Regions from separate parts of the Mus musculus genome. Here regions 1, 3, 4, 5 and 6 are each linked to region 2. Evidence: chromatin loops called from intact Hi-C (ENCODE). Cell type or tissue: left cerebral cortex. All regions are shown on one strand.

What was found. A loop is a pair of places that touch in the nucleus more often than their neighbours do. Peaks named below come from ENCODE experiments on the same cell type or tissue, not always from the same donor. Only the 100,000 strongest peaks of a DNase experiment are listed, where the experiment ranks them.
Region 1: a loop joins it to region 2, with 4 times the contacts of the local background. A loop is called at or near these places in 5 of 42 quality-filtered maps.
Region 3: it touches region 2 in a loop (1.8-fold over the local background); 9 of 42 quality-filtered maps call a loop at or near these places.
Region 4: it touches region 2 in a loop (3-fold over the local background); 9 of 42 quality-filtered maps call a loop at or near these places.
Region 5: it touches region 2 in a loop (3-fold over the local background); 5 of 42 quality-filtered maps call a loop at or near these places.
Region 6: a loop joins it to region 2, with 3 times the contacts of the local background. A loop is called at or near these places in 3 of 42 quality-filtered maps.

Annotation. Positions count from the first base shown.
Region 1 is chr13:109,493,485-109,498,484 of GRCm38, forward strand. All of the region lies in intron 3 of Pde4d (phosphodiesterase 4D, cAMP specific), which reads left to right. Among named protein-coding and RNA genes, the nearest start is that of Gm32703, 55 kb to the left of the region's middle. In left cerebral cortex, no CTCF peak of the experiment used is centred here; a DNase peak (open chromatin) is centred at 2,154; H3K27ac peaks cover 430 bases.
Region 2 is chr13:109,438,652-109,443,651 of GRCm38, forward strand. The region is part of intron 3 of Pde4d (phosphodiesterase 4D, cAMP specific); the gene reads left to right. Gm32703 (a long non-coding RNA gene) reads right to left here and starts at 2,360. Exons shown (of 3, transcript XR_003950566.1): 1 at 2,251-2,360. In left cerebral cortex, a CTCF peak has its summit at 2,371; DNase peaks (open chromatin) are centred at 1,867, 2,394, 2,977 and 4,911; H3K4me3 peaks cover 3,501 bases; H3K27ac peaks cover 2,096 bases.
Region 3 is chr13:109,353,515-109,358,514 of GRCm38, forward strand. All of the region lies in intron 3 of Pde4d (phosphodiesterase 4D, cAMP specific), which reads left to right. Among named protein-coding and RNA genes, the nearest start is that of Mir582, 31 kb to the left of the region's middle. In left cerebral cortex, a CTCF peak has its summit at 2,938 (motif pointing right); DNase peaks (open chromatin) are centred at 688 and 2,959.
Region 4 is chr13:109,341,250-109,346,249 of GRCm38, forward strand. The region is part of intron 3 of Pde4d (phosphodiesterase 4D, cAMP specific); the gene reads left to right. Among named protein-coding and RNA genes, the nearest start is that of Mir582, 19 kb to the left of the region's middle. In left cerebral cortex, CTCF peaks have their summits at 903 and 2,540 (motif pointing right); DNase peaks (open chromatin) are centred at 879 and 2,540.
Region 5 is chr13:109,545,135-109,550,134 of GRCm38, forward strand. All of the region lies in intron 3 of Pde4d (phosphodiesterase 4D, cAMP specific), which reads left to right. Among named protein-coding and RNA genes, the nearest start is that of Gm32703, 110 kb to the left of the region's middle. In left cerebral cortex, CTCF peaks have their summits at 2,803 (motif pointing left) and 3,373; DNase peaks (open chromatin) are centred at 2,063, 2,803 and 4,284; H3K4me3 peaks cover 332 bases.
Region 6 is chr13:109,607,552-109,612,551 of GRCm38, forward strand. The region is part of intron 3 of Pde4d (phosphodiesterase 4D, cAMP specific); the gene reads left to right. Among named protein-coding and RNA genes, the nearest start is that of Gm32703, 170 kb to the left of the region's middle. In left cerebral cortex, a CTCF peak has its summit at 2,443 (motif pointing left); a DNase peak (open chromatin) is centred at 2,451.

The DNA.
Region 1 (5,000 bases), 55 kb after region 2:
CGTAGCAGCTTCACTGAATATAAGGCACTGGAAGATAAGATCCTCATAGCAATTGCAGGATTTTGAGGACCTGCCATTTATAAGTATAAAGAAAAACTAAACCTCCTCCAAACAAGGGTTAATATTTATTTTTATTTTTTGCCCTTTCTCTCTCTCTCTCTCTGTATATACATACATATATAAATATATATATATACATATATAAATATATATATACATACATATATAAATATATATACTTATCTTGAAATAGTAAAGAAAACATATTAAGAATAATCTGACACAGATAGTGCTTAGGAATGATAGCTTTAAGGTCTTTATGGTCTACATGTTGATGTAGGTTTATACATGTGAATGTGGAAAATTAAACTATGCTAGCATGTTTTCCCCCCAATGGTTTGTATTAAGTATTTACTCCCTGTAGGAAATGTTGAAAATGCTTGTACTAACAATAGGACTCAAAAAAGTACCATGCCCATGTGTTCTCATACACGTCACCTCATGTGGTTTTAAAGATGTGGCCATGAGGTCAATACAGGAGCATGACCATAGATACACAAATAGGCTGAATGAAATGTAAATATCACATTGAAAAAGCTTCACATATTTTTTTAATCTACTTTAAATCACCTGAGGAACTTTTAAGAAATCTGAGACCCAGATCAGGTACCTGATTCTATGGCACTGGAATTTCTGGGAAGAGGAACTAAGTATTTATTTGTAATGCCTCTAACATCTCTTCTACTCTAGAGTTTAACCAACTTCCTTTATAGATATTGTGTTAGGAACTATGCCTTTACGTACATTTCCTATCAGAAATACCACTTTCTATCAACCCCATCACCCCCAACCCCAATGGCCATGTAAACTAGTTGGCTATGTGAGGAAGGAAGATATGCACCTATTCTACTCTAAACACAAAAGTCCTGTTAAGCATTCAAGAATTTGCATGTTTACCTGTGCAAAATAAGGGTCACATCCAAATTAGAAGTAGCAAAGCTCTACCCTGTTTTCTCATTTTCCTCTGCATCACATCAAACATGACCAACCCATACCTTTCTCTGGTTGCCACCACTACCACCACTACCCCTGCTTGGACTTGGCCTTTTGTTCATCTAGAAATTGTCAAAATTTTCTAAAGATTCAGGTTAGAGCCTATGACTAAGAAACTCATTGGCTTTCCACTGCCTGCACCTTGACTCAAACAGTGTGAGATAAGTCATCATTTGCAGGGACACCCTATGAGGCTTCATGGTGCCTGGGCATGCCGTCCTACTCTAATTCATCTCCACCCTCCTTGTGGTACATGCCAAGGCCCTTCTGTTCACTGCCACTGCCAATCCATAAAGAATCCATTACATCCTTTGGAGCTTTGTCCTTTTGGCTCCACCATTATTTAGATCATCATTATGTGGGTAAAACTGTGTTTCAAATCACTAAAATGAAGCTACAGACAAGGATAAGAATATATATATATATGAAATTTCTGTATCATATATATTGATATATAATGTAAACCTATCATGAGGAAAATATCCATAATTTCAGACATTCAGGAACTTTTGAAAATACAGATTATATGAGAAAGTTTTTTTCCTATTTGGTTTTCTGTTTGTTTGTTTGTTTTGTTTCGTTTCTAAGGATATTCCTGCTGGAAAAGGGTTTAATCTTTGAGAAATAGATCTAAGATCTATCTGAATGATGCGCACAAAACAAGCCAGATTTCAACTAATATGTGAAAAGCGTTTCGAAATATTACAAACCGCTCTTATTTTACACAAGTAAATTATGTGAACCGTTGGCAAATAAAAAAAAAAATGTAGGTTTGGGCGGCAGAGGAGGCTCTGTTCTGTTTTCACACAATTCACATGTCTAGTTTTCAAGATAAACTGCTCACAAGATTTTTGGCATTACCTCCCTAACTGGTGACTTGCTTTTATTTGTAGTTTTTATAAGCAAATGTGCTTTTTATCCACACCATCCGTGGTACAAGTTCTGCCTTCATTTGCTGATATCATGACCAGCTTGAGGGAGTTATAAGCACATCGTGTGGAGCTCTTACTGTCAGTGTCCCAGTGTCCCAGGTCTATCTTTCTGACAAGTCCCCATGCCATGTGGGGCTGCTTGTTGGTATCTACCCTGTGAAGAGTCTCTCCATTAGTCATTGTGTCTATTGAGTCTTCATGGCAGAACCGTATGCATGTCGACTGACAACAAATACTTTGCTGCTTGCCAAGCATCTTGATGCTTCCAAAGAGCCATATATAGACATAGACTCAGAGAAGCGAACCACATCTATATAAAGATTGTCTTGTTGTTTGGTCTAGTTTTAGTGTATTTAATTACATCAATCTTGGAGAAAAAGATTTTCTAAACTTGGCCTCACAGATTTTTTTTTAAGACAATGGAACATTTCATCTTAAATCATTGGGCTTTGCATTTGTCATATTATTATAAGCATATGAGCTTCAGGCAACCACTGATGTGCTGCTTTAGGACATTTTAATAAAGTTGGTGATAAAAGTAGAAGGGTTCATTCTTGCACAAATATTCCAAAAACAAACAAACAAACAAACAAACAAAACCAATTTAGGGATTAGCTATAGCTAGGCCCCAGGATCATTTGTTCTATGCATTTGATCAGTTGCCATTTTCTATAATAGTCTCTGTTGCAAAAAGGAGATTCTTTGTTGAGTAGTGAGCGACACACTCACTTGTAGGAGCAAGGATAAATATTTATAATGCAGTTAAGGATTATGCTGGCTTAGTGAAGTGGCAGTTGTAGGATTTCCTCCAGGATCTCTAACCTCCCTAGCCCTTGGCTCAGTTTCTAATGCTGGACACAATTTCCTTATTGTTCAGTGACCCGTAAGCACAATTAGAAAGCCGTTGGTTACTACTAAGTTCTGAGTGCCACTATTGTACTCTTAGGGTTATCATGCCATGCTGGCCATTGTTTTAATTCATAGAAGTCATAACTAATGGTTTCTCTAACTAATAACTAATAATAATAACTAATAACTCATAACTAATGGAAGCTTTTGGACTTCTCAGGGAAAAGTTTTGTTACCTCAGATCCTCCAGTTCCTATATCTGAAGCTTAGCAGTAGGGCTTTAACCTTCAATCTGTGTGAGAACACCAGGGTAACAACAATAGCCTATACTATTCCAGAAGTCTCCTGGGCACCCTGACTTATATGTCAGAAACTCATCAGTAGCATTTGTATGCCTGGTGTTGGGAGTTTTGTTAATAGTATATGGCCCATGAGGGAAGCATTGCTAGCCCAGTTGATAAAATGTCATTTAAACCATAAATGCATATGTATTCACGCAGACATATATATTATATGTAATTTTTAGTAAATAGATAATAATGTAATTCCTCATGACTTTCTCAGTTATCTTTGTTTGTATTTGACCTTTCTTACTCGTTCACGTCTGTGTTGACCACTTAACTTGCCTTGTCTTTGCTATCTCTCTGCTTCCTATTTTTTCCATTTCCCCTCCAAATCACTTGTAGTCATTGATTTCCCTCTCTATTGTTCCTTCCCACCCCATGGTACCATTTTATTTCCCTGGCTTCTACAGTTACTCCATGTTATATCCTTACATCTGAAGATTTGGAGTTTGGGGCCACAGATGATAGAAAGGAAGCAATATGTGTCATTCTGGGACTAGGCTAGCCTACTCCATAAGCTCATGCTAGTTCCATCCATTTAATCTGCAAACTTCATGATTTCAGTTTTCTTTACAGCTGAATAGTATTCCATAGGGCATATGTCCCACACTATCAGTATACGTTCACTAGATGAAGGACATTTAGGTTGATTCTGTCTCCTAGCTAATGTGAAGTAGAGCAGCAATAAAGATGGAAGAGCAAGTGTCTGTGGAGGTAGATATTAAGTCTTTGGGCATAAGCCATGGAGTGGCATAGCTGGGTCATATGGACACTTCAGGTGCAGACCATCCGGTGATGTTGCATGATTCATTTTTTAATATTATCTTTAAAGGGCATTAACCATACCAGAATACCAAGCTAGCCCTCAGTACTATATAATGATTTAGGGAAAAGACTTGAAATCCAAACAGTTCTCATTTTTAATTTCTTACTAAGTAAGCAATAAGCCTTGTCTAAACAGCACCATTCATCTTTTCATAGCTACTGAAGAAGACATGGAACACTGAGATGGAATTTGACTCATACCATATTTTTTAAACAGACTACTTTACCTTAGAAGTTGTTATAAATCAAAGAAGTTGAAAACATTCAGATGAGTGGGTTTGGACCATTGGTTTAGCAGCATTATCATCCAATGGCTTATAGCATCGCAAGTATCTTGGACTGCCCTTGAATCTGCAACCTTGCTGTAGTAAATTAAGCTTGCAATGATCTTATCATCAGAGATGAACTTGTCTATACTAAATAACCGAAAACAAAAGCAGGCAGTTACTGCAGCCCAACAGCCACAATTAATGCTGGTAGTGTTGATCCTGCAAATAATGTGATTAAGGCCAAGTCAATGTGTGTGCTAAGAGCATTACCGGATGTACCTGCCAGGTATAAACAAAAACAAACCAACTTAACCACAAAATAACTGCCCATTTAGGGTTTTTTCTAATTTTTATTGCATTGTATATTTTAATTTTCAAAAGAATGGGGATTCAAATTCGGTGATCTATATCAATAAAAAGATAATAGATAGATCAAAGAAATCCCCAAGTAATTATTATCATTTTAACATTCTGCAGTGAAGGATTGTGGGAAATAAGCCCTCTGTTCCCAGTCAAAATGTGATCCATGAACCAGCAGAACCCTAGCCCCTGGGAGTTTCACATAAATACAGATTCTTGGACCCTGACCTAGACCTCCTGAGACAAAAATCTGCATTTTAACAAGCTCCCTGGTGAGTCTTTCCACATTCATTGCAAGAAATACCAAGTGGAGGCAATACCTAAGAGGCTCATTATGAATTTTGCCATCAAGTGTATTAGATCCTAAT
Region 2 (5,000 bases):
GTTACTCATTAATTTGTAATCTTAGCTCCCTGGACTGGGAGATAAATTATATTTTTCTTTGTTAGGCTTCAAGAATTCTTAGTGCTTATTATTGTTTTTCAGTTGTTACTATCTAGCTTGTTTTATCTTATTTGAAACAGTTACATATTTAAAAAAAGAAAGAAAGAAAATTTCACCTTAAAAATATTAGGCTGAAGGGCGGGTATTTAAGTCAGTGACTGAAGCCATGACTAACATCTGTGAGGTCTCAATTTCAGTTCCCAGCACTTGGGGGGAAAAATCAATTGATGTTTCTTTTAAAAGTATATTTTAATTTGAAAATCTCATTTAATGACCTAATAACTGAGTCATTTTGTGTTTTCAATCTATAAAGTGTCTGCTTATGTCATTGTCCCCACGTGGAAACATAGCTAGCCAGTATCAGATGGGAAACCGTGATGCCTGGAAAAAATTTGTTCAGTTATTTGTTGTTGTTGCTGTTACTGTTGCTGTTGTTGTTGTTGGGTTGCATAGATATTCCACTTTGGCCTATGAATAGAATGGAAATAGAATGTACTAAAAACAGACAAAAGTGTCAAGTGAAAATGCTTATTAGAATGGAAGTTATAGTACTAGCTTATTTTTGTTTTTTACAAATATTACGACGTTCTAAGGAGACCCGCTTGCTCACCTGGCATGAGAAGAATGTACTGGTTTTGAAATAGTTAATGCCTGTCACATCATCCCTACCATAAAAGGAAAAGGACAGATGCCTATAACCTAAGTGGGCCCCAGAGCTTCTTCTCCCCGAAAGTGTGATGATGGACAATTACTAGCCCTTAGAGTTCATTCTCCAGGTGGCAAAACTAATTTGGGGGGAATAGAATAATACAGGCAAAAATCTTAGCCATGTGGTCAGACTTCTTTCTGCAAATGTGTTATTTGTCTTCCAGCAATATTTAACTTCTGAGTGCCTCCACTCCTCTTTGGCACCGGGTCAGAGATCATCTCCGCCTCACAGCATCACTGAGTGGATTAAGTGGGGTTATCCTGTGAAGCACTTAGAAGATGGCCAGGGACATTGCTAGTACACCTAGGTCTTAAATAATGATATTTAAGTATACACTCTAACAAACCAGTTTGCATTACTGTGTGATACCTGATTGCAAGCGTTGAGAGTCTGCTGAGAACAATTCCAGCCGAAAGGGTTCTGGGAAGGCTCACAAATGACCTTAGGAGAGAGATCTGGTCCCTTCTACACAAAGGTGCTTCAAGGACATTGCCTCCATCACAGGAAGTCCCAGTAACTTTCCTCATGTCCCTTTGTGCTACATGGTGCCATCTTTCTGCATGCACAATTCAAATTGCTTTAAAGGAATCCTCTAGTTCTTCCTCCTACCAGGAATGAATTCTTGACCTGGGACCATCAATTCATCAAACCTTAGCAGTTCTGAAACTAATTCCATTTTTATTTTAAACATCTGCTTTAGAATTTATGAGAAATGAATCCTCTTCTCCCCAGTAATGTTTTTTTTTTTCCTACAAGGACAAGAATTCACTGGGGAAACCCTAAGTGAAGATGAATAGGATGTTAAGTGTTGCCAGTATTCCTTTTAATATGAAGCAATTGCATAATGGCCTTCTTTAAACACCCAAGTTAAAAGAGATACGTTAACGTTGCGCACATTACCACGGAGAAGCCCATTCTCTGATTTCAGGCAAGCACCATTCAAGAGCCAACCTACTATTCCAAGAGTTTACTATTTTATTCTTGCTCCAAAATGGCATCAACAGCGATGGGGTGCTTTCGGGGGACTATTGCACAGAATTTCTGCAACAAAGGGGCAGGCTCCAGGAAATGAAACGGGAGCTCTCCTCCCAGCTACACACCCCCTAATCAAACAAGCAGCTTTATGACATGCGCAAACGGAGCAGAAGTCTAAGTGACTTCGGCAGAACTAGCTTCCCCAGGATTTCCTGTCCAAAATCAGAGTGTGGAGATCCGTACTTAACTGGTTACAAATCATCTTAGTAAGCAGAGCTGCCCCGCCCCCATGTTTTTGTTTAAAAAAAAAAAAAAAGAACATACCTATCATTTGCACATTCTCTCTGGACTTCATTTGTTCCCTTTCTTTTCGTTGAATAGGTAGAAAATTAAACAAACAAACAGAAAAACCTTCCTCCGTCTATTTGCTCAGTGTGTCATTTCCCTGTGAGGTTATTTACAGGTTTCTTTAGCCTTTTTTCCTCTCCTGCCTGGTAATTACTTACTGAAAGAAATCTGCTCCTTCAGGGCAAGCTCTTCCTTTTAACCCCTTTAGCTCACTCTTCCTTGGAGGCTAGCAAGGAGTGCGCGGCTCTGCAGTGACGGGGAACCCACCTAGAGGGCCCCCTTGACGCCAGCATATCCCCTGTCAGGCAGCAGTCTGCAGCTGAGCGAGCGGGCTACTGCAGAGTTAATGTACAGTACCAGGGAGCCTGCAAGTGTCCTGCTCAGAGCTGGGGCGGCACAGCCCAGGGCAGACAAGGCGGCTGCGAGGATACCAAAGGTTCTGCCGGAAATTCGGTGTGGGGGGACTCCTGTTGCCACTGTGTTTCAAAAGCATGCAAGGTCTGTATAGCCTGGGCATGAAAATCTTGCGGATGTCAGAGCACCAGAGTAAATGACATCTAATTGGGAACTGAATTGGGGTGGTAAAGACAACAGAGAGACAAGAAAGCCAGCCGAGTAAGAAATTCTTAGACAACGTCTGCCTTGCAGCTGTGAAATTCATTTTCTTTCCAAGGCAAAAAAAAAAAAAAAAAAAAAATATTAAAAGCTCACACACGGTTTTGATAGAGGGGATTCTGCAGTGAGAGAATCGATAGCTTAGTCATTTTACTTAAAGAGAGCAGACAGCCTTATTGTGGGGTTAGGCGGCAGATGAATTTCATCACCACAGCGCCTTCTGAAGTCATGATGGGAGCCAGCACCAATCCTGTCCTGCAAAGCAGAAATTACTCATTGCCTTCCTACTTCGGCATTCGAAACCAGCAATTCTGAGATCGGGAGAAGAAGTTGCCTTGCGCTATACATGGTTTCTAGTCCCTCTGCCCAGGTCTTTGTCGGACACGTCTCAGCCTCAGACAGTAGCACTGCGTTAAAGTGACCACACAGGAATATGTTCCTAAGAAAGAAGAAAAAGCAGTATTCATCCCTAAAGGACAGCATGGCACAGCGACCTGAAGTTTTCCATTTCCCTCCTAACACTTCTTTAACAAGGATAACAAGAAACTGTCTTTTGACTCCTTTTTGTCCACATTCCATAGTCCTTTCTATGAAGATGCATTAATTCATACTCAAGACACTTGGATCTCACCAGGACAATACTCGCCATCATTTAGGAGTAGAGACTGGACTGGTTCTATTAGTGTGTTCACTGGTAGGAGCTACATGGATGGACTCATACCTGCAATACTCTGTGATGTTTCGTTCTCCAAATCCTGGAAGGGCTTTTGTTTTTGCTGTTTGTGTTCTTTTTTGGGGGGGTGATTTTTTTGGGGGGTGAAATTCATTACTTGTTGCAATAATTATCCATGATCGATGCTCAAACCAGAGTGTTGGGATTCATCTGTGAAAATCACTACATGCAACATAGGAGACGAGGAAAATATTAATGACGGAAGAGCTGCGAACATGATGCATGTGAATACCTTCCCTTTCAGAAGGCATTCCTGGATATGGTAAGTAATCAATACCTTCCAGTCTGGAAACTCAGAATTCTAAAACCCCATGGCAACAAGCAGAGCAAGGTCTGTCTTGAGTGCTCAGTATAAAGCCAAGAAGACCATTTGAGAAAGTAACGATTATGCAATTAAATTTTTCTTGTTGCTACAAAGCATCCCAAATAAGAAAGCATAGGATGTTCACAATAGCTAATAGTTCATAAACAAAAATAGACAACCTACCTAGTAAGGAACAGAAATGGTAGGACTGGAAATCTGCTTTGTCTATATTATTATTGTTGTTGTTGTTGTTATTTGAAAATGCTCTAGAAAAGGGCATACATGGATTTCTGATACCAAATATCAATTGGCCTGCATTTCCATAGAAGGTTAAGGGAAACTTTGAATGCTGACTCGATAAAAAACAAACAAACAAACAACCGTAATATCTGACCTGCTCATATTTAAGAATGCTTTAGTTATTTGAGGGTAGTCCTTCTGGGCTGAACCAATAGAATTCTGATAGATTGCTCACACATGAATCATGGAGTGGACCAACTTTACGGAACTTGCTTAGTTCTTGGATGTGTGGTCAGGTATTAAGGTTCAATTCAATGATTCAATGCATGGAGCTCTCCAGACGTGCACCATCCCATCCCGTTTCTTATTGGCATCTGTGACTGAGTGTGAAAGAGCTCACTGCTGAGGCCATTACAAGGACAAAGGTGCTTATTTTGAAAGTTGCTTGTTTTTGTGGTACCTCCGAGGGGGCGTGGATTCAATTTCTTACAGCAGAAACTTTGTGATTTATGATAAAAGCACATTACAAGGCCTTTTGTCTCCCAACATACACATGAGGTGCTGCCTCTATTGGGCCTGATTTTCAAAATATATTTCCTATGTAAACATTTTGACCAGACTCAGGATAAGTAATAGATATATAAACACAGATTTCGTAGGGGTCCATAGCTGCTTTTGTGACCAACCATCTCATTGTCTAAGACACCAGCAAAATCACCTACTGGGTTGTTACAGATGTTCTGGTTTCCAGTTAGAAATCACTTGCAGTGAATGTGGGGGTAGAGGACTCTTCTGTTACCCTTGACAGGTGCCTGTTTTGTTACAACTCTAGAGTCATGCACAGTCAGGGCTGTGGCGTATCTCCCTTCTCTGATGACCACAGTCTCTGTTCCCAAGCTCTGATGTCTATGAAAGAGGCAGAATAGCATGTCTGTAGGCCTCAGGGGCCCACTTCCAACTGCATCACCAGTGTTCCCGACTCAGGAGGGCTTTGGTGCCTGTGCCTCCCTTCCCTT
Region 3 (5,000 bases), 85 kb before region 2:
TTCTTTACGAGTTGCTTTAATCACCCTATAGCACGTGCACACAATATTTTTGTTGTTTTACTTTGTGTATGGTACAACTTGATCTCAGGACCTCGTATATGTTAGGCATATTCTCTACTACTGAATTAAACCCTAAGCCCCTTCTAATTTTGAGTGATTAATATGTGTCAAATAGTATATCATTTTATTGTCAAAATGAGTATACTCATTCAGAGTGCCTTGGCTGATTAGTGAATCATGTTTGTGGCAATTTGTGTTGTAGGCTACCTGGTTCAACATTATAACCAAAATAAGTAGCTTGAAATGTAAATATATAGTACTCCTACTACCATATTGCAGTAAGCAAAGGGGATAGGTCTTCTAAGAACGGGAGCAGAGGGGACCTGCCATACATGGCCTCTCTAGCTTCAGTTCATTAGTCCATGGGACCCTGGAAACCTTTGGAAGTTTTTCTAGCTCTAAAGATTTCTTCTCAACCTTGGGGTTATTTCTAAAGCAAGTAAAGTGAAGGAAATGGTTTAAGAAATGGACCGGCACTGGTTCTTGAGGCTTGGATTTCCAAACTAAATCCTACATCCCCTTTGGAATGTGAGTGGGGGCGGAGACGCTTCCTGCATGTATTTTGAGATGGGCTGAGGCTAAGGTGGTGGGTAGAGCTGAAGACGATGCTATCCTCTTAACCTTTACCAGGCCCGTCATGCCCACTGTCTTCAGATTTCTGCTGTATATTTTGATCCTGTCTCCACAGCAGTTGCTTACGAATGTGTTGCCAATAATGACACTGAAAATGTGGTGAGCATATAAATAGCTCTTTGTGCTGCAGAGATGTCGTTATTTAGGAAGTCTTAGGAGGCTCTGGCAGAGGATGGAGATACAGTAAAACAGTTTGTTTATAGAAAAAAACCCTAATAGTTATAAATATCAAACTACAATCAACTAAACATCCGATGTGTAATAAAATATTGAATATTTCCCTCGCGTGATAAGGAAAAGTCTTAAAATTAACATTCCTACTTGAAAACTGCCCATGAAAATAAACAAAAGGTGGATATCTTCTAAATGTTTTCCTCATGTAACTTTGTGTTAGTGCTATAGGGAGATAAATAGCAAAGTATATCAATGAGCCCTGGTTCACAATAAATACCCTTTTCAAGGACTTCTTAATTCATTTATTTTACATCATAAAATTTAGGTTCATTATGAAAAGCATCCTGGAGATCCACTCGTGTGTTATAGCTGTTTCTTCAGACAGCGGCTTGAGCAGAGTCAGCAGACTGCAGTTTAGGACCCCTATTTTGTTTTTTTTTTTTTTTTTTCCAGGCAAAACATTTATTTTATTTTATTTTTTTTTTTCTGGTGACATGGTTTTTTATTCCTTGTTTTGATGATCAACTTCTAACACAGCTATGTCTAAGGCATCGTGTGTTCTTTTCTTTTTTTTTTTTTTTTTTTTATTAGGTATTTAGCTCATTTACATTTCCAATGCTATACCAAAAGTCCCCCTTACCCACCCACCCCCATTCCCCTACCCACCCACTCCCCCCCTTTGGCCCTGGCGTTCCCCTGTACCGGGGCACACAAAGTCTGCGTGTCCAATGGGCCTCTCTTTCCAGTGATGGCCGACTAGGCCATCTTTTGATACATATGCAGCTAGAGTCAAGAGCTCAGGGGTACTGGTTAGTTCATAATGTTGTTCCACCTATAGGGTTGAAGATCCCTTTAGCTCCTTGGGTACTTTCTCTAGCTCCTCCATTGGGAGCCCTTAGGACCCCTATTTTGAAAGTAAGAAAACTCCCGGACTTCAACTTGGATGTGAGGCATAGAGCTCATGCCCATCTTCCTTCTGCTATGAGGCAAACCACGTAGCTTATTTCTCTCTGATTCTTACAAACTTATAAATGAGGCAAGAGAGATGGAATAGGCCAAGGGCATGAGACTGTTCTTCTATGTGTGATCAATGCTGGACAGTGTCGAGTTCTACCTATCTCTCTCGATATGGAAGCTAATTATGTTTGACAGTAATTTACTGAAGCGCATGTTTATTTGCCTAGTTTTATCTCAGAGGATAGAAGCAAATTTCTTGCTATATAAACATGTGATAAAGAAGGCAATGGCATGCTGTTTATGCAAGTCTCATGTCTTATGTGACACTTGGTAGGGAGAGAAAATATAGGGCATCTGAATTGAATTCTCAGCATCCCGCTTGCTTTCTTATTCATTTTTGTTAATAGAAATCAACATCCTAATGACATTGCCGCCGCCATTTTGTTCATCTGGGTCTTGGCTAACCCCTTAACTTGGGACGGGTAAGGATTTAGCATCTTTTAGTTTTAAAACCCCAAGTCCTCCATCTAACTTTCTAAACACCAACGACGTAAAGCATCTAGAGAGACGTTCCACTCCCAACCTCATGTGACAAAGCTGTAACCAAATCTTAGGCACATTAAAAATATTTTTAAAATTATATTCAGGATTTATGTATAAGATGTATACGAAACAAATGTTTTGTGTTTAGACTTAGGTATCACCTCAGATCTATCTCATTAAAAATACACCAGTATTTGGAAGTCTAAAACTCAATGCACATAACCACTTTGTATAAGTGATACGCAACCGTAAGTAGAGCTCTTGAATGTTATCTGATAACTTGCCCTCTGAGGCAAAAGCTACTTAACATGAGCAAAAATTAATTTTATTTGCTGATTTTAAATGCCACTTAGTTTGCTCGGAAGCTAAATTTTTCAACGTGCTCGTGAAAACTTTGCAAGAGTAAGTAAAGCATGCTAAACCTTGAGGAGAACCCCTGCAGGAACAACATCGTGAAACGAAATGCAAAGGCCGAAATAGGGCTGCTGAAGTTTGCTTTGGCCCCTGGTACTGTAATTGCAGCAGTGAACTCATTCTTTCTCCCATGTCCTGTCACTAGCCATGGAGTACACTGGCCAGTAGGGGATACTCTAGGCATTCTTATAGCTGAGTGGTGGATTGGAGTTTGAAGAAATAATAAAGACCATCTTTCTATATAGCTGTCGTCTGTGTGATTTTGGGGACCCCTGCTTAAAGCTCGGTCTTTGTGGTGACTTCCTCTGAGCAATCTTTCAAGCAACTTTTATGTCATTCATGTGACTGTGTGTATCCTTGCCAGTTACCTGTACTTCATTAAATGAAATACACAGAAGAAAACTAAAGGGGCCCTATAATCTAAATGAGCATCATTGTGGGTGGGAGTGGGGTGGTGTTCTCAAACCCTGAGGTTGAATTCCAGATATCCTCCAAAAAAAAAAATGTATAACTACAGAACTCTGCTCATCTTAGAAAAACAAAAGACAATTGTGTTGAGTTAATCTAAAGATGCTGCCAGGTAACTCTGATTTTAGAAGATGAAGTGGACTTTGGGAAGGAGAATTTGGAGAGAAAGGAAAAGTGAGAAAACAATTTTGTCATCCATCTTTGGGGAAAAAAAAGGCAAATAAATAGAGTTCAAATAATTTTCATGGAAACAATTTACAAAACATATACTTTGTATTGGAAGTATGAGTTAGTAGACACAAACTGCTTACGAGCACTGGACAGAAAATTTCCCTAGAATAAAGTCTTGACACCTCCAGAAGTTTGCCCTGTAGTGTTAAGGGGTGATTATTTCAATGTTCTAATCACATTCTTGCTTGTGTGTAGGCACTGTACTGCTGGTATAGGAAGCAATCAGAACCCAAGGATCCAAAGCAGGGACCAGAGCATTTAAAGCAGGAATTGGACCATCTCATGTGTGCTGTAGCTGTGAACTAGCCCTTTGGTGGGATCAATATGAATGTTAAAATCAATGGCTTGTTCATTGTGACTGATACCTCTAGGCATGTTGCGGAATTACTTGGGGTTACCTGACACGGGTCAGAAAAAAACAAAGCTAAGTACTAAAAAGTATGTTTGAATAGACTATCAGAGTGGGGCGGGGAGGGGGTTCCTAACCTATGAAGACTCTCAACCCTCTCTCAAGAGAATGCTGGAAGCTCTGCTTTGAGGGTTTGGGAGTTGGGAGAAGCTGTTCTCAGTTGTGGTTTTCGTTTTTGTCTTTTTTTTTTTCTTGTTCACTCTTCAGAAGAACCTGAAAAGTAATTTTTCACTTTCCTTTCCTGATATCCAGATGCCAAGCATCCAGCCACACAAGCCTCTCCTGTGCCTTTCATTCTGACCCTTGAGTGACACAGCATTTAATTTCTCTTCCGTTCACCTTGTCCTTCTAGTTCTTGGAAGGAAAGATGTAGACATGTCAGCCACGTATTCATCCACAGGGACCTGGTGGGTCTGTTTATCTACGAAGTGATTCAGTCTCAGTCACTTAGCCCATCAAGTATTTGTTAGAGCTCTGCAAAGCGGGGTACTTCATCGTGGTGCTGGTCAGTTGGGGTGAGTGGTAGCTGTTGTGGTGACGAGGGGCAGGCAGTGGCTGGGTCTGCAGCTAGTGGGGTGTCATGCTTGTGGCTGTTCACGATGAGTTTATCCCTCAATTCTAGGTCTTTTCTCAAGGGACTGACAGAAAAGCTAGTGGTGGCAAAACTTAACTAGAGAATGGAATGTAAGTGCTACCTGGTAGATGGTTACATGAATGTGCAGCTTGCTAATACAGAATGTATAGATGGGGTCTTACCTGGACATTTGAAAGACGTTCTAGTAAGGTATAATCTATAGGTTCTCTGCATCAGAGCCATTGGAGAAGAGGAAGGAGAGGATTTACATGTGTGTGTGTGTGTTATATTTCTATGCAATAAACTTTATTTTTGGGAAGGGAGGAAGGGAGGGAAGGAGGAAGGAGGGGCACATACACACACACACACACACACACACAGAGAGAGAGAGAGAGAGAGATTTTATTTATTGATGGAAAACATCTTTTCTAGGTTAGGAATTGAACTTGGGATGAATGTTTCTGCCAAACACAAAGCTTTCGATTAAATAGTAAAAACTTCATCCGAAATTATATTCCGTTTGTCTCAAAACACCCA
Region 4 (5,000 bases), 97 kb before region 2:
GTCTCAATAAAATACATGCTTCGGTGTATATATTTAATGTAAGATTAAATTAATTCCTTTAAATTAATTTCTCCTATAATAGAGCAGTGTGAGACTTCAATTATTTTTTTAAAAAAGTCCCTTAGTATTATATGAAATTACAAAAGTTGTCAGCTAACAAGCTACCTGAGGGTTCATTAGTTTATCATAGATTAATATAACCTTTTATTTTTATCGATATTATAAAATGAGACTAGACTGTCTTCAAACCTGTGCTAAAGGAAGCCTTTAGTTTATGTCTGTTGGCCAAATGAAATTTTAACTAAATAAATGTTTACTGGCCTTTGAAATACAGGTGAAATATCTAATATTATATATATATATATAAAACAAAGCCCCGAGCTAATGCTAAGTAAGGTTTATTTCTAAGGAAACTCTTCATGGGCACAGGCATATTGATTTGCTATCACAATTTGTAACTAAAGTTGTTCATAACTGATTCTCTTTGTCTTGTTTAGTAAATGTAGTCTGGTCTCTCCACATGAGACTCATCTTTTCTTTTCCACAAACTGAAAGTCCTGCTCAATATTAAACATATAAGACCATCATACCCATCTGAATGTAAAACGAGAGGTTACAGTCTGATCTCTTGAAGCAATTTGTCACAAGAATGTTTTGCAATAGAAATTTCAAAGTCACCATGCAAAGCATCACTCCCTTTAAGAATTAATGTGCATCAGAGAAAACTCTCATGGCAGCTGCCAATGCTTAACGCAGAAACCCATCACTGGCCAAAGAACCAATAACAAGTGACGGTGGGGTTCTCCTTCCTAAGTGAGATTGCTCTTTTCACTGCCTCCGAGGCTCAGGAGCATCACAGAGAGGCAATCAGAGTATGGAGAAATGTGCAGTCAAAGACATCTTCTGGTCATGACATAGCATTGCACTCAGGAACTGCTATCATTGTCTGAATAAGACCTGCAGAACACTGGACCCCTTAACATTTCAACATGGGTGTGGGATGGTAGGGAAATGGACATACAAGGGCCTGCTCTCCCTGAGGGACTATTAGCAGCTAAAGGTTGTTGGAGGAAGGGTGTTATTTTATTCGGGGGTGTCACTGCTAGTCATTTACCCTGCTTCCAGTAAATACCCCCCCTCCCATGCCCAGGAAAGACATTCTAAATGCAGTAGTTTGTGTGGATAATTAACTCTAGCTATTGGCTTCCAACCTTAGATACTCTTACCTGAGGAACAAAGGACTAAAACAAAAGACATAAAAAATTTGTGGCTGTGCTAGATGTGCTGCTGGCTTTAGAACTTTCCCTCTGTCCCAACGTCACAGCAGTCTCTGTACTTGAAGAGCTGTTATCTTTTGTGACGCTTACTGCAGCGTACACAAATGCTTTTTTTTTTTTTTTTGCTTGAATTAAAATTAAGCAATACTAGAGAAGAGTTCAAGCATGATTGAGAATTGCACAACAGTTGAAGATGTTGTCTGAGCTTTGCACCCCATGCATGTAACCCAATGCCTACAAAATCAGCTGCTTTAAATATGTTGCAGAAACGTACTGGAAACATAGAGTACTGACGAAATCCTTTGAAAATACCGAGAAACAGTAATTCCCCCTCCCTGCCCTTTTAGATTCAATTAACCAAATGGTGCCTTGTAATTCCAGACTCCTACGGGTGGGGGGGGGGGAAGCTGTTGGGAAGCATCAGGATGGGGGCTGCAGAGAGGACCTTGAAGAAAGGATGCTCTGAGTTCTAAGGAGTTTTGGAAGCAGTGATTTGAATGCCAAACAAAGGGTCATGCCTCTTACAGAGATTGCATACAAACAGAACCTAGAAAACCATAAAGTCGAGTGTGTTGATTCTTTAGGAAGGTGCGGTGTCCTTGCTATGGTAGGCGTTTCTCTGCTGAAGGGAAAGATGTCTGGGCAGGGATATGGGGAATGAAATGATGCATCAGAAATAATACTGGTTCTTGTAGAGATTTAATTCTATAATCAAAACAACAATAAAATCAAGTACATTTATCCTGACAGTGAGAAACACATTTGGTTCTGTTTTGAGAAATATTTTATTTTTTTAAGTGTTATGCATTTGATTCATTAAATGATTCTTCTGTATATGTTAGGTGTTCAGGAATTTAGGTGCCGTTCTAGCAAGGTATGGAGTCAATAAAACAAGACATTTCAAATTAACATGCTTTACAGAACAATGCTTGGAACTGTGTTTCAAAAGCCACATTAACGCTCAATGAACAAAAGAACACAGTTCATTGGGATTATTGTATACGGGCATTTCTTTGGAGACTGTATGATTAACTCAGAGGTAGTTTAAAGCTGAGAGTCAGACGGTCATGTTCTTATTATAACCCATATAGTTTCCTTAGCAGCTACACAGAATGATTTACAAAGCAAATGGCTTGAGTAGTATTTCTAACTGGGGAAATTGTATTGTGTTTCTCTTTCAAATCTCTGTGATCCAAGTTCTGGGTGTAACCCAGAGCCTGACTGGGGGAGGGGAGGGATAGCCCACGTGTGATTTACTCTTTGGTCACTAGATGGCACCATGCCTCCCCTAGAGTAAGCTGCACGGTTCTGACTAGCTCCGATAGCAGCTAGGAGACAATTGTCCTTCCCATGGGCTTCTGATTTATTTAAACTATCAGGGTAATAATTAGCAGAATTTCACGGTTTTAAAGGATGGCACTTCTGTTTGTATCTGAGATATATTTACTCTGGCAGTGTACTGGCTGTTTTTGTGTCAACTTGACACAGCTGGAGTTATCACAGAGAAAGGAGATTCAGGTGAGGAAATGCCTCCATGAGATCCAGCTGTAAGGCATTTTCTCAATTAGTGATCAAAGGGGGAGATCCCCTTGTGGGTGGGACCATCGCTGGGCCTGTAGTCCTGGGTTCTATAAGAGAGCAAGCAGTGCAAGCCAGGGAAGCAAGCCAGCAAGAAACATCCCTCCATGGTCTCTGCATCAGCTCCTGCTTCCTGACCTGCTTGAGTTCCAGTCCTGACTTCCTTCAGTGATGAACAGCAATGTAGAAGTGTAAGCTGAATAAACCCTTTCCTCCCCAACTTGCTTCTTGGTCATGATGTTTTGTCCAGGAATAGAAACCCTGACTAAGATAGGCAGTAATTCGCTTTCACTCTTCAAATGTGCTCAAAAAGAAGTAAGCATCCCATAGGAGTGTAGAGAGCAGAGTCCTAGTCAGCCAGTTGTGTCCTAAGAAAATTAAAATGGGGGTGAGATGGCAGAATTAGCACAGATACCTTATGAGAGATAAAATGGCAAAAAATAAACTTTATTCTGCCTGGACATCTAGGTTAAGCAAATATTTGGGGCGCACATTGTCTCAGTGGCATGTCCCTATAAAAATAGTGATATCTACCCTAAAATCAGGGATCTATAAAGAGTATTTATTTCAGCTTCAAACTTTCATGCCTGTGAAATGAGTAAACTTCTTTACAGTGAATGCTATCCATTGTCAGTTCTTGGGATCTAAGTGCCTTTGCTTTGTAGGTGGAAAAGGATGGATGGAACTATTTCAATTTGTTGAGACATTAGAGCGCCTGTAAAACAATACATTTATGATCTATTTTATGATGTGATTAAAGCTACTTGCCAATAAGTGTGTTGGTTCCGTCGTCATAGTTTGGAAGTCCAGTGCATCGCACATTTAGAATGTTAAACTTGCTTCCTTTTCTCTTCTTGAATCTGAAAAAATTTTTAGAACATAGAATTGGAAGGGATTTTGAATATGATATGTAATCTTTCACTTTATATGAATTGTGGTATCTCCACACACAAAAAAATAATATGTGATGTCCTTTGGACTTTTTAAAAATAACTTTTCAGTAAGCAGTTCCCTTCTAGGTTTTGGGAGCAAAAACTCAGAATTAATAAAAATTAAAAGATTATACAAAAAAGAATCATAGGTGACAATATGTCTCAGGATGGTGAATTGAATTTTGTGTTGGCATTTTAATAATATATGAACTCACTCAATCATGTAGTAGAACCAACAGTTGAGAAATTTGAAAGGAATAATATCAGGTTATTATCCGATTCATAGACTGGATTTTTCTTACTTGGTTCATGACTCTACTGAATCTATGTGTTGTGGGTGGTGCAAACTTTTTTCTTTCATTTCTTCTTAGAGCGTCCCTGGGGAGTCATTTGGTAAATGTTTTTAAGCCTTCCATAATAATTATCTCTGAGCCCTAATGCTTTCTGGTTTGGGCACGTCTTCATTCTCCAATTCAAGGAAGGAGTTCAGAATGACTTCCAGTTGTAAAATGAAATACTAATCTAATTTACCACTTATTTTCTGTTTGTGTGGTCTTGGCAAACTTTACTGGGCTGGCAGGGCACGCAGTTTCAGGGAGAAATGAGAGCCTGTCTCAACTGTGCTTCCAGCCTTGCCTGTTAGCTTAGAGTTTTACCAGAATTTAGGGACAGTCCACAGATACATCAAATATCTCCAAGACCATGCTGTATAGACACTGAGAACGCAGGCCTTTGTAAGATGTCAAGTTCAGGAATAATATACTTAAATTATTTTAGAACTGGAGGTTTTAATCATTTAGAATGTTGACTTTTTTCCTGCATGTGCATATATGTGCATGAACACTTATGTATGTGAAACATGTGTGTGTGTGCCATGGCTTTCACGGAAAGGACAAAGGATGGCCTCGGGCATTGGTCCTTACCTTCTGTCTTGTCTGAGAGCGTCAAACAGGGAAAGTAATAGCCTACAAGCTTCTGGAGGTTCCTTTGTCTCTGCTTCTCATCTCTCTGTAGGAACACTGGGATTACAGACCCTCTCATGCTAGGTGTCCAGTTTTTATGTGAAGACTGGAGATTCAAATTCAGATCCTCCTTCCTGTATGTCAATCACCATTGGCCCCGCCCCTCATTTAGAAAGGTCTCCGAAGAAGGGATCCCCACATTTGCTCAGTGCGTGATGAAGTTTCTTTACACCATTAATGGTATGCTAGTT
Region 5 (5,000 bases), 110 kb after region 2:
TCTTGGTTGAGAGGGCTCGGTGTATCACGGTGTCATCCTAGCTGCTCTGAAGCTCTGGAGCCAAATGGCCTTCCTGGTTTATCCTTCCAAGTAGCTGGAATATCAGGCACACACTAGCATGTGTAGCTAACATGGTCTTAGCAATGTGTGTTTTCAAAGACTGTGTCTGGATGTATGGAATTAAAGGAAAACTTAATTTCTCTTTTGGAAAACACATTTTTTTTTAAATTCCTGGGGCTTGCTCCTCCCACACCTGTATCTTGCTACCATGTGTTTTCTGGCTTCCCTATGACAGGGAATTTTTGTTATATTTACTGATGGTGGATAGTTTTGGTTGTTTTGAAACTTTCATTTTTGGAAGTTATAATTCAATTGCATGATTCTCCCCACTTCCTCTCACCAACCTCTCCTATAGAATAAATCCTTCTTGCTCTCTCTTTCAAATTAATGGCTTCTTTTCCTTTGATAGTTGTTATATATATATATATATATATATATATATATATATATATACACACATAGTTTATATATTCTTATAAAATATAAGTACACCCTTCTCAATCTGTCTAACATTACCTATCATGTGCATAGGATCTCAAGGCTGACCACATAGCATTGGATAATCAGTGAAGGAACATTTCCCTGGGAGGACTGTTTCTGGGAGGACCATTTCTCCTAATCATATCGTTCTCAGTTCTTTATCTACTATCGAGACCCTTAGTTGCCCTTTTCAAATTAGGATTTCCATAGGTGTCATGGTTGTTCAGGTCTTGTTTTAGACAACCATGTTGATTAGACTTTGTGGGTATAGCCTGTCTGACATTTCTAAAAGACACAGTCTTACGACAAACATTTTTTTGAGCACTGTAATATGAAATGAAGAAGTATACTTTCTTTTATTTTTTGTCTTTTATTTATTTATTTTTTACACTCCAGATTTTATCTCCCTCCCCCCACTGCCACCATCCACCCTCCAACTGTTCCACATCTCATTCCTCCTCCCCACTCCTTGTCTCCATGAGGATATCATCCTCGTGGCAAAGTATACTTTCTTGAAAACCTAAAAATTAAAAAAAAGGGGGGGGGGGGAATCAATGCTATAAATGTTTTTTTACAGAGCCATTGCTTCTGGGTGCTCAGCCAGGTGGATTTTATTTCACCACTTCACAGCTAAAGAAAATAAAAATATAACACTCCATATGCTGCAGGCCAGAGAGGACACACCTAGCCTGGCTTGCTCGCCACCTCCCCGGAAGACTTTTTAGCCTCCCTCCTTTGGGATGATGCGCTTCGGAGCTGTTGTCAGCAGTGCGGTTGGAAGGGGACGGGGAAATGAATAGGATTTGAAGGGGTGTGGAAAGGTGTGAGCCTTTCCGTGATCCTCGGGATTTGCAGAAGCCTTTCGAGTTATTTATGCCGCCGTGCGCCCTGTGTCGGTTAATATTTCATCTCTGCTTTCAGTTTCTAAACGACAGATGCTTTAAAAAAAAAAAAATCAGCGTGAGGTTCGGCTTCCTCCTACCCTTCGCCCCATGTCTCCGTGCTCCAGACCAACCCTGTTAGCCCTTTTGATTTAATCTTCACAGTTCTGTACTCACTGGAGGGACAGAAAATGGATGCTAATATACCAAAATAGACACTTAGAAAACTCGTTTTTAAAAATGACTCTGCAGCTTCACCTGCAAGTAAAAGACATAAAGGCATTTCCACCTCACCACTAATGACCATAAATATTAACATTGAGGTCAGTTCACAGTTTGCCAGTGTTACGGCCGTATTTTAAAGTTACATTTTACTTCATAGTATAACACATTACTTCAAGAGGATATCCTTATAGGTAACATTAAATTTCATATAGTTCTATAAACTACTTTTCCTTTTCCTTTTTTGAAAATAGATTCTTCACTCATACATCAGACCACAGTTGCCCTCCCTCCACGCTTCCCAGCGACCTCACCACCTCCCCTCTCCCTCAGATCCACACCCGCTCAGTTTCCTCTTGAGAAAAGAGCAGGCCTCTAAGAGATGACGGTCAGACAGGGCAAAACAAGATACACAGTAAGGAAAGGCAAAGGCCCTCGAATCCAAGCCAGACAAGGCAACCTAGTAGGAGGAAGAGGCTCAGGAACAGGCATTAGAGTCAGAGACACACCCACTGCCACCGTTGGAAGCCCCACAAAAACACGGAGCCATCACATATATGCAGAGGACCTGGTGCCGACCCACGCAGGCCTTGGGCTTGTCACTTAGGTCTCTATGAGCCCATGTATGTGAGCCCTTGCTTAGCTGATTCAGTGGCCCGTGTTCTCCTGGTGTCCTCCATCCTCTCTCACTCTATAATCTCTTGGGTTTTTTTGGTTTTTTTTTGTTTTGTTTTTTTTTTTGTTTTTGTTTTTGTTTTGTTTTTGTTTTTTTTTGTTTTTGTTTTTTTTTGTTGTTGTTTTTTGTTTTTTTGTTTGTTTTTTTTTGTTTTTTTTGTTGTTGTTTTTTTGTTTTTTTGTTTTTTTGTTTTTTTGCTCTTCCACGGGGTTTTCAGAGCTCCTAGGAGAAGGACCCTATGGGAACCTCCAGTTAGGTTCTCCACATAATGTCTGAGTGGGGGTCTCTAAAGCTTCTCCCATCTGCTGGCCCATTGAAGATGGACTCTTTGAGAATGACTGGACAAGTCGCTAGATCTAGGAGGATAGCAGAATATCTTTAGGATTTTTTTCCCTCAGTACTGTGGCTCAGCCTTAGCGCTCTGGGCTCTCCAGTCTCTCTCTGGGTCCTAGCTATCAGGTCGTATAGAGCATGGGCTCCCTCTGGTGGTGTGGTTCTCAAGTTAAACCGAAATCTGTTGGCCATTCCCACAAGTTCTACACATCATTGCCGCAGCACATCTTGCAGGTCTGATGTATTGCCGATTGTAGGTGGAGGGTTTCCTGTGTATTTTATGACTTCATTTTAAAATTATATTTCACTTCATAGTAAAGCACTTTGCTTGAAGATATCTTTGTATGTGATATTAAATTTGTTATACAGTTCTGTAAACACGTTTCTACAAGAAATTTAGTGAACATTTATTAATGGGCAAAGTAACAAAATCTTAGAGTATAAGAAAAACAATCTTTGGAAGGAAATGAAAGTTTAATTTCTCACCACATCTTACTCAGATAAAAACAGTACAAGCAATGGCTACGCTAAAAATTCATTTGAATCTGCCTTAAAGGATTGTTACCATATACTCTGTTACAGTCAAGCTATTTGTGGGCTTATTTCACTGATGCAGCATTGGAGGGGTATTTGGGTTTTTTTGTTTTGTTTTGTTTTTTTAATCAAGTGCCTGAAATGGAATGAACAAGAAAATAGCGCCCTCTATGAGTGGGAATGAGGACTGCATCTTTTAAATAACGTATTCGAAGTCTGAAAAATGGTCTTAACTAATGGCCTAGCACAATTAAAACGAGATGTTTTACACTAGGTATTTTTCCTTATAAGCAGTTTGATGATGAGAAAAAAAAACTAGGAGGAAAAGCATGTGTTTCCTGATGTTTCATTAAATTATGTCTCATTAAGTCCTGACATCATAACGGAGATTAAACCCTCCGAGAATGCTCTCTGCGAAGCATCACACCAACAGAGAAGGAACCCGTGCCTTCTAGCACACGGTCCCTAAATCAGGATGTGTATAGTGGGGCTGGGTAATACATACATTTACCAACTGTTCTCACTCATTTTACCTCTCCAGTAATGTTACTGCTAAAGATGCTGATGGAGCAATCATGTTTGCTCCAAGTAGGCCAGGGGACTGCTGCTTGCGCTGCCTTTCAGTGCCTCTCCTTTCTCAGCCAGCACCATACCACGCAGTTCTATACTGTTCCCTCCATGAAAACACGGATGGATGCTGTCTTTTCAGTGTAAAAGGGGGGTCTCTCATACTCGTCTCACTAAAGTCCCATTTCCCTTGGGGTTCTTTCCTTGTTTGGCTCTGCTCTGTCAAGGATGAATTGAGGAAATTATTTTTCAGAAGGAATATTGTCTTTGGCTTTTGACAACTGTCAGAAGGGACAGGCCTCTTCATTTGGTATTCCCAAAGCTTGTGCCATCCATTCCAGAATTGTCACTCACCAGAGCTATGCTAATGCCATTTCTGCCTTCCCCGTGCAGACGGTGGGGATTTCTGTGCTTAGCAGAATGCCAAAGATATCAAAGCCCATACTCCACTGACACACTAATGACAGCCAGCGACATCTGTCATTTATAATTTCAACCTAGCTTTTTCTGAATGTGTATAGAATCGCTTTTCTCCATTATGCGCTGTTTCTGTTGTGCATGCTAACTCTGGTGCCATCTGTGTTAGTGGTTCCCAGTGTCTCAGAGAGCAGACTCTTTGCCAACAAGCAATGCCTCTCACTCGAGGAAAATGACATAATCAAATCCTGTTTTTTTCATAACCCACCTGTGAGTGGCATGTTACTATCCATGTTCCGTGTTATTGGGACATACGGAACTGAAGCTCTGGTTCAAGAATTGAGTTAAGGTGTTCTGGCTTATAGTAACGAAAACATTATTTCAGGCAATTAGCAAAACTTGTTAATGTTCCAAAGAAAGGAATATATTAGGCCTTCAGGATGGAGCCAGATAATGTCTAGAAACTCAGAAAGAAAGAAAAATCAAAACTTGCCCTATATTGAGTTTTAATCTTTGCTCCTTAGAGCTTCAGAGAAGTATATATGTATGATAAATGTACATTCACATGTATGTTCTGTTTACATATGTCCTGATGCCTTTACACACCATTGGTCATTTTTGTCCTTGTCCAGAGCTTTGTCAATCAAATGTGACCAAGAATTCACTGTAATCGTTCTCTTTTTTTGTGTGTTTTGTTTTTTTAGGTAAGTATTTTGATATCCTACTTTATCAATGCTGAAAGAAAAAATGCACCTGCCTGATGTAGAATCAATGGCTTAAAACAAAATAGAGGCACCAGTGTGAATGGTAAAAATGGATGCACTCCTGCT
Region 6 (5,000 bases), 170 kb after region 2:
ACCTGGCAGAAATAGATAGCAAAGCCATGGTCACAAGAAACTGGGGGATGAAGATGAAGTTGGTCACAGGGCATGCGATTTCAGTCAGACAAGGGAGACGTTCTATAGATTTATTGTAAGTCAATGCGACTCTAATCACAAACTATTACATACATAAGATTGATCCAAGAGTGGATCCTAAGCCTTGGCATAACAGAGCTTTAAGTGTGCAATGCAATGCTTTTGTCTGTGAGCTTGATTTAGTCATTCTACAATGCATCTGTATATCAAAATACCATGTTACACATCATAAGAATGTACAGCTAATGCCAACATAAAAATAGTGCATCTTGGAATTATAGGGTAACCTTAGGACAACTGAAGCTATGACAGCATGAACCTGCTATATCGGAGAAAAGTCTTACATCATATTGCTCTATAAGTACATAAGTATTGTCAAACTACCTGTGTTCCTTCCCTTTTAATCCAGACATTAGGTGTCTTCTTAAAAATCACCTCATCCAGTTAGGAGTTTGAGGGTCTGTTTTATACTCTAATATTTCTTATAGATTACCTTCTTTCTCCCTTTTCATTAATGCTGCATGAGTCCATGGTCAATAAGTTCAACTTTACAGACTTGAGCTGATATGTGACCAGAAGATTCCCCGAGTCTCTTATTTTATTTATAATTCATTTTTCACACTCCATATTCCACTCCCCGCTCCCCCCATCCACCCTCCAACTGTTCCACGTCCCACACCTTCTCCCTACACCACCCCATCTCCACGTAGATGCCCCCATTCCCCACCTCACCTAACCTCCAAATTCCCTGGGGCCTCGAGTCTTCTGAGGATTAGGTGCATCATCTCTGAACGAGCACAGACCCAGAAGTCCTCTACTGTACGTGTGTTGGGGGGCTTCATATCAGCTGGTGTATGCTGTCTATTTGGTGGTCCAGTGTTTAAAAGATCCCCTGAGTCTTTTTTTTGTTTTTTTCGAGACAGGGTTTCTCTGTATAGCTCTGGCTGTCCTGGAACTCACTTTGTAGACCAGGCTAGCTTCGAACTCAGAAATCTGCCTGCCTCTGCCTCCAGAGTGCTGGGATTAAAGGTGTGCGCTACCACGCCCGGCTCCCCGAGCCTTTTATTAAGCTGAACAAACATTTTAAATCTGGAGGAAGAAAAATATAGTATGCAAAATATCCTAAACACCACTAAGCATGGGCCTTCTTCTTTGTTGTTAGACTTTCTGATGGTGTTGGTGAGTCAGAATGAACGTTTTCATATTCAAAACGGCAAATACAGGCACATTTCTTAAACAAACCTCAGGATTGTGAGAAATTACCTTCCAGGGTAGAGGATTCCAAGAGTGGAAACATTTTTACATTAAATGATCGTGATTCAAATATTATGATGAATTTTAATTTAGCAGGCAATTAACTCTAATGGAGGAAGCTATCACCTGACAGTGGGTTAACTTGCATTATTCCCTGGTACAGCCACGCTGTTCTTCTTGTGACTAGAAATTCATCCTGCCTCCCCCAGCTAAGGTCAAGGATCCTGTAGGACTTACAGAGGTTCTGGGGCTGGTAGGAAATTGTTTCAGATGCGTGTGCAGCAAGGCTCAGAGCATGGCTTAAAAGTGGAAGATGGCTCTGCTCCTCTCAAATTCTTTCATCTTCCAGAATAGTCACACTCCAGTGAGCGTACCCAAAACTCTTAAAAGTCCAATTAGAAAAATGGTCTTAATTGCCAAGCCAGTGATGTAACAATTATTTGACTCTTGGAGTCGGGGGCTGGGGGGATTGTTATTGTTTAACTGGACTCAAAAGATAAATATTCCGTGCAGATTCCGTAGAAATTTCCTTGGCTGTTTCCTGATCATTAACATGGTTTTTAACTCAGGTTCACAGGGAAGAGCTATTGCATCAATAATCTGCTCTTTTGTTTCATTGTAATGAACTGGTCACACATGCTCACATTATCTCTAATTAAAATTGCGAATTTAAAACAAAGAGTGTGGGAGTGGAAAATAAGACTCTATGGTACCTCTATCTGACCCAAGGCACCACCCGTCCCTATACCCTCTACCATGGAAATACCTCTACCATGTCTGTTTCCCATGGACATGGTATCCTAGAGGCATAAGACTAAGGGAGAAAGTGCACTCTGCGAACTGAGAGAGGATTGAAGGACAAATATGGGGAGACCTATTTTTTTTAAGATCCTGGGAAGCAGAGGGTGACAGCGAAATTGGTGTTAGGCACATTCATAGGGAGGTGCTTCCTGGATCAAAGGTGGAGGATGTGTACGAATGGCTCCCTGAAATCCTAAACCAACCCTTTGGAGGCTTCAAAACGGAAAAGGTTTTAGATAAGGTGTTAGCTGTCCAGTTGTGGGCTGCAGGGGGGTTCTTCTCCCTGACAAGGCTTGGTATGGATCTTGTGCAAGAGCACACTGCCCTCTGCTGGAGAATTCCACAAAGTGGGAGACCCAGACAACTGCATTTCAGCATCCAGTAAGGGCTGCACGGAGAATGTTGAAATCTAAAGCAGAAGGGACCATGCACATTCTACCTCATGAAGGCAGTGCACCCCTCTAGGAAAGGAAGCCTCTTTCAGTGAATAGGCCCTTAGACCTTTGTACAGTGACATCCCCTTGGATGTCTAATGAATGCTGGGTTCCCACCCAACTGCCCAGTATTGAAATCCAACAAAGAAAAAAAAAAATTGAGAAAAGGAAGTGGTACCTAAGTAGTATGTATAAGACAGAATAACAAAGGTCATGGTCAATCAAAAGACTTGTAGAAGCCGAGAGTTGCTGTTGCCAAATTGAATTAAGTGTCTCTGTCGAAAGATTTTTAAAATACTATGAGAATCAAAACAGATGAAAAGCCAAAAATCTAGAAAAGAAACTCTCAGAGAGAAGATGGGAACAACAGAAGGCACTGGGACTGGTAGTGATCCGGGAAGGGGAAGATGCTAAACAATGATGAGGTAGTTATGCTCGGGAAGCCGGGTGTGGCTGTGCAAGCCTTTAATTCCTGCACTTGGGAGACAGAGACAGACAGATCACAGAGTTCAAGGCCAGCCTGGTCCACAGAGTGAGTTTCAGGACAGCCAGGATTATACAGAGAAACCCTGTCCCCAAAACAAGCAAGCAAGCATACAAACAAACAAACAAAAACCCTAATATACGAATAAAACAAGAAAATTTCCTATAACTAGAAGAAATGGGATAGTTTAGATCCTGGATATGAGGAATTAAAAATAAAAAGGACCTTGCTAAGAAATATGCTCAGGATATTTCATAGCGCTTGACATATGCAGATATTCAAAGCCTTCAAAACAATAAAATAAGAAAAAGGGAAGAGGAGACAAAATATCTAAAGCCATCAGAATTAAACTGATGTCAGAATGACTCAGCAGCTACCAAAGGTGAAAAGAAGAGACACCAGCTTGAACTCTGGTGCATTCATGGTACAGATGTCATTGGAGTGGACAACCGCTTTCTGATTGCATTTAGAGCCTACTCCACAGGATGAAACCCAGGCCTGGCACCATTATCCAGCTGAGAGCCTGTGGCTAGATCCTAGAAGAGAACTTGGTACTATTGATCAGCTAAGTGGGTATGGAATTAATCCAACTCTTCCTGATTTATCTTTATTCTCATAGATTAAAGCACCTCTAGTTTTCACCAGAGAGGCAATGTTTGCAGTGGATGCTTGGCATGAAGAGATCCACAACTGGGCAGAGTACAGAGAATGGGAGACTTCAGAGTGTTCAGGCCCAGGGGAGTATAGTACCATACCTCAACTCCCCAAAGGCTTAGGGACCATTGCAGAGGAGTAGATTGTGAGGAATGTGGCTACCAGAGGGAGTGAAAAACTACAGGGAAGCAGAGTCTCCTGGAAACAGGAAGGTGACTGCACATGTGAGCTTGTGGCTGTCCTGGCAGCATGCATAGGGCCCATTTAAGCCCAAGCCAGACCAAATCCCAGCATGACAGGGGGAGCTGGGCAGGAGGTTTTAGCTCCAATGAGGAACTATGAGCAGTTGTTAGTTGCTAGAGAAGAAAGGGTCAGTTTCTCTCCGAGTGTGGCTACTGGTAGGTCAGCCCCTCCCCGGTGGAGGACCACACACCCAGAAAGGTTTGGGCAGCACTGACTGACCTTGACAGAAAAGGAAAGGAAACAAGAGGGAACATGAGGATGGGTGGGGATGGAGAGAGATTGTCTAGGAGGAGTTGGGGGAGGGAAGGAGAAAGAATGAACCAAGCAGCAGTGTCAGATGCTAAACTATAATGCAGCCAGGATTTCAGCATGTAAATGCAAGAGGAAATCGATGCTAGTTATGCAAGGAATAAAGAAAGCTAAAAAGTTACTCACTCTGTAAAATGTGACCAGCTATTAAACAGAAACAGGAAGCTGTTTCCTGAATTATTAAAGTAAGCCACAAGTCCAACACAAGTGACAACAGAGAGGAATGCAGGATATAAGAGCATCGCCGGGATACCTGGAAACCACCTAACCAGAAAGTACAGACTGCAACCGAGGGCACCAAGGCCAGATCCCAAAGGGAAAGACACAAGAAACAGATTATCCGATTTGACTGATCATCTGAGGGATGTACAGCAAGAAAGTGCTTCACTACAAAGCCAAAGCTGCAACATATGTTCATAGTAAATAAGTCGCACACAGTAATAATTCACAAACCATGCTAATATATGTGCAGAGCACTTAATTAATTAAAGACTGTAATGCAGCTAAGTAAGAAAAGGGGGCGGGGATCAGAAAAGACTCGGGCCCTTAAGAAGGGAGAGCTCAAATTACTAAGAGGAAAGACAGGATGTGAGCATACAAGTTTGGATTGTAGAGTTAAGAACCAACGTAATCGAAGCAATCTGAGAATGAGTATTTAGAGTAGACACCCAAACGGGCTGGGGACATAGGACCTTGGCAGAACTTGCTCAGCATGTGTGAGACCCTGGGTTCTAGCCCCCAAAGGAACAACACAACGTGAG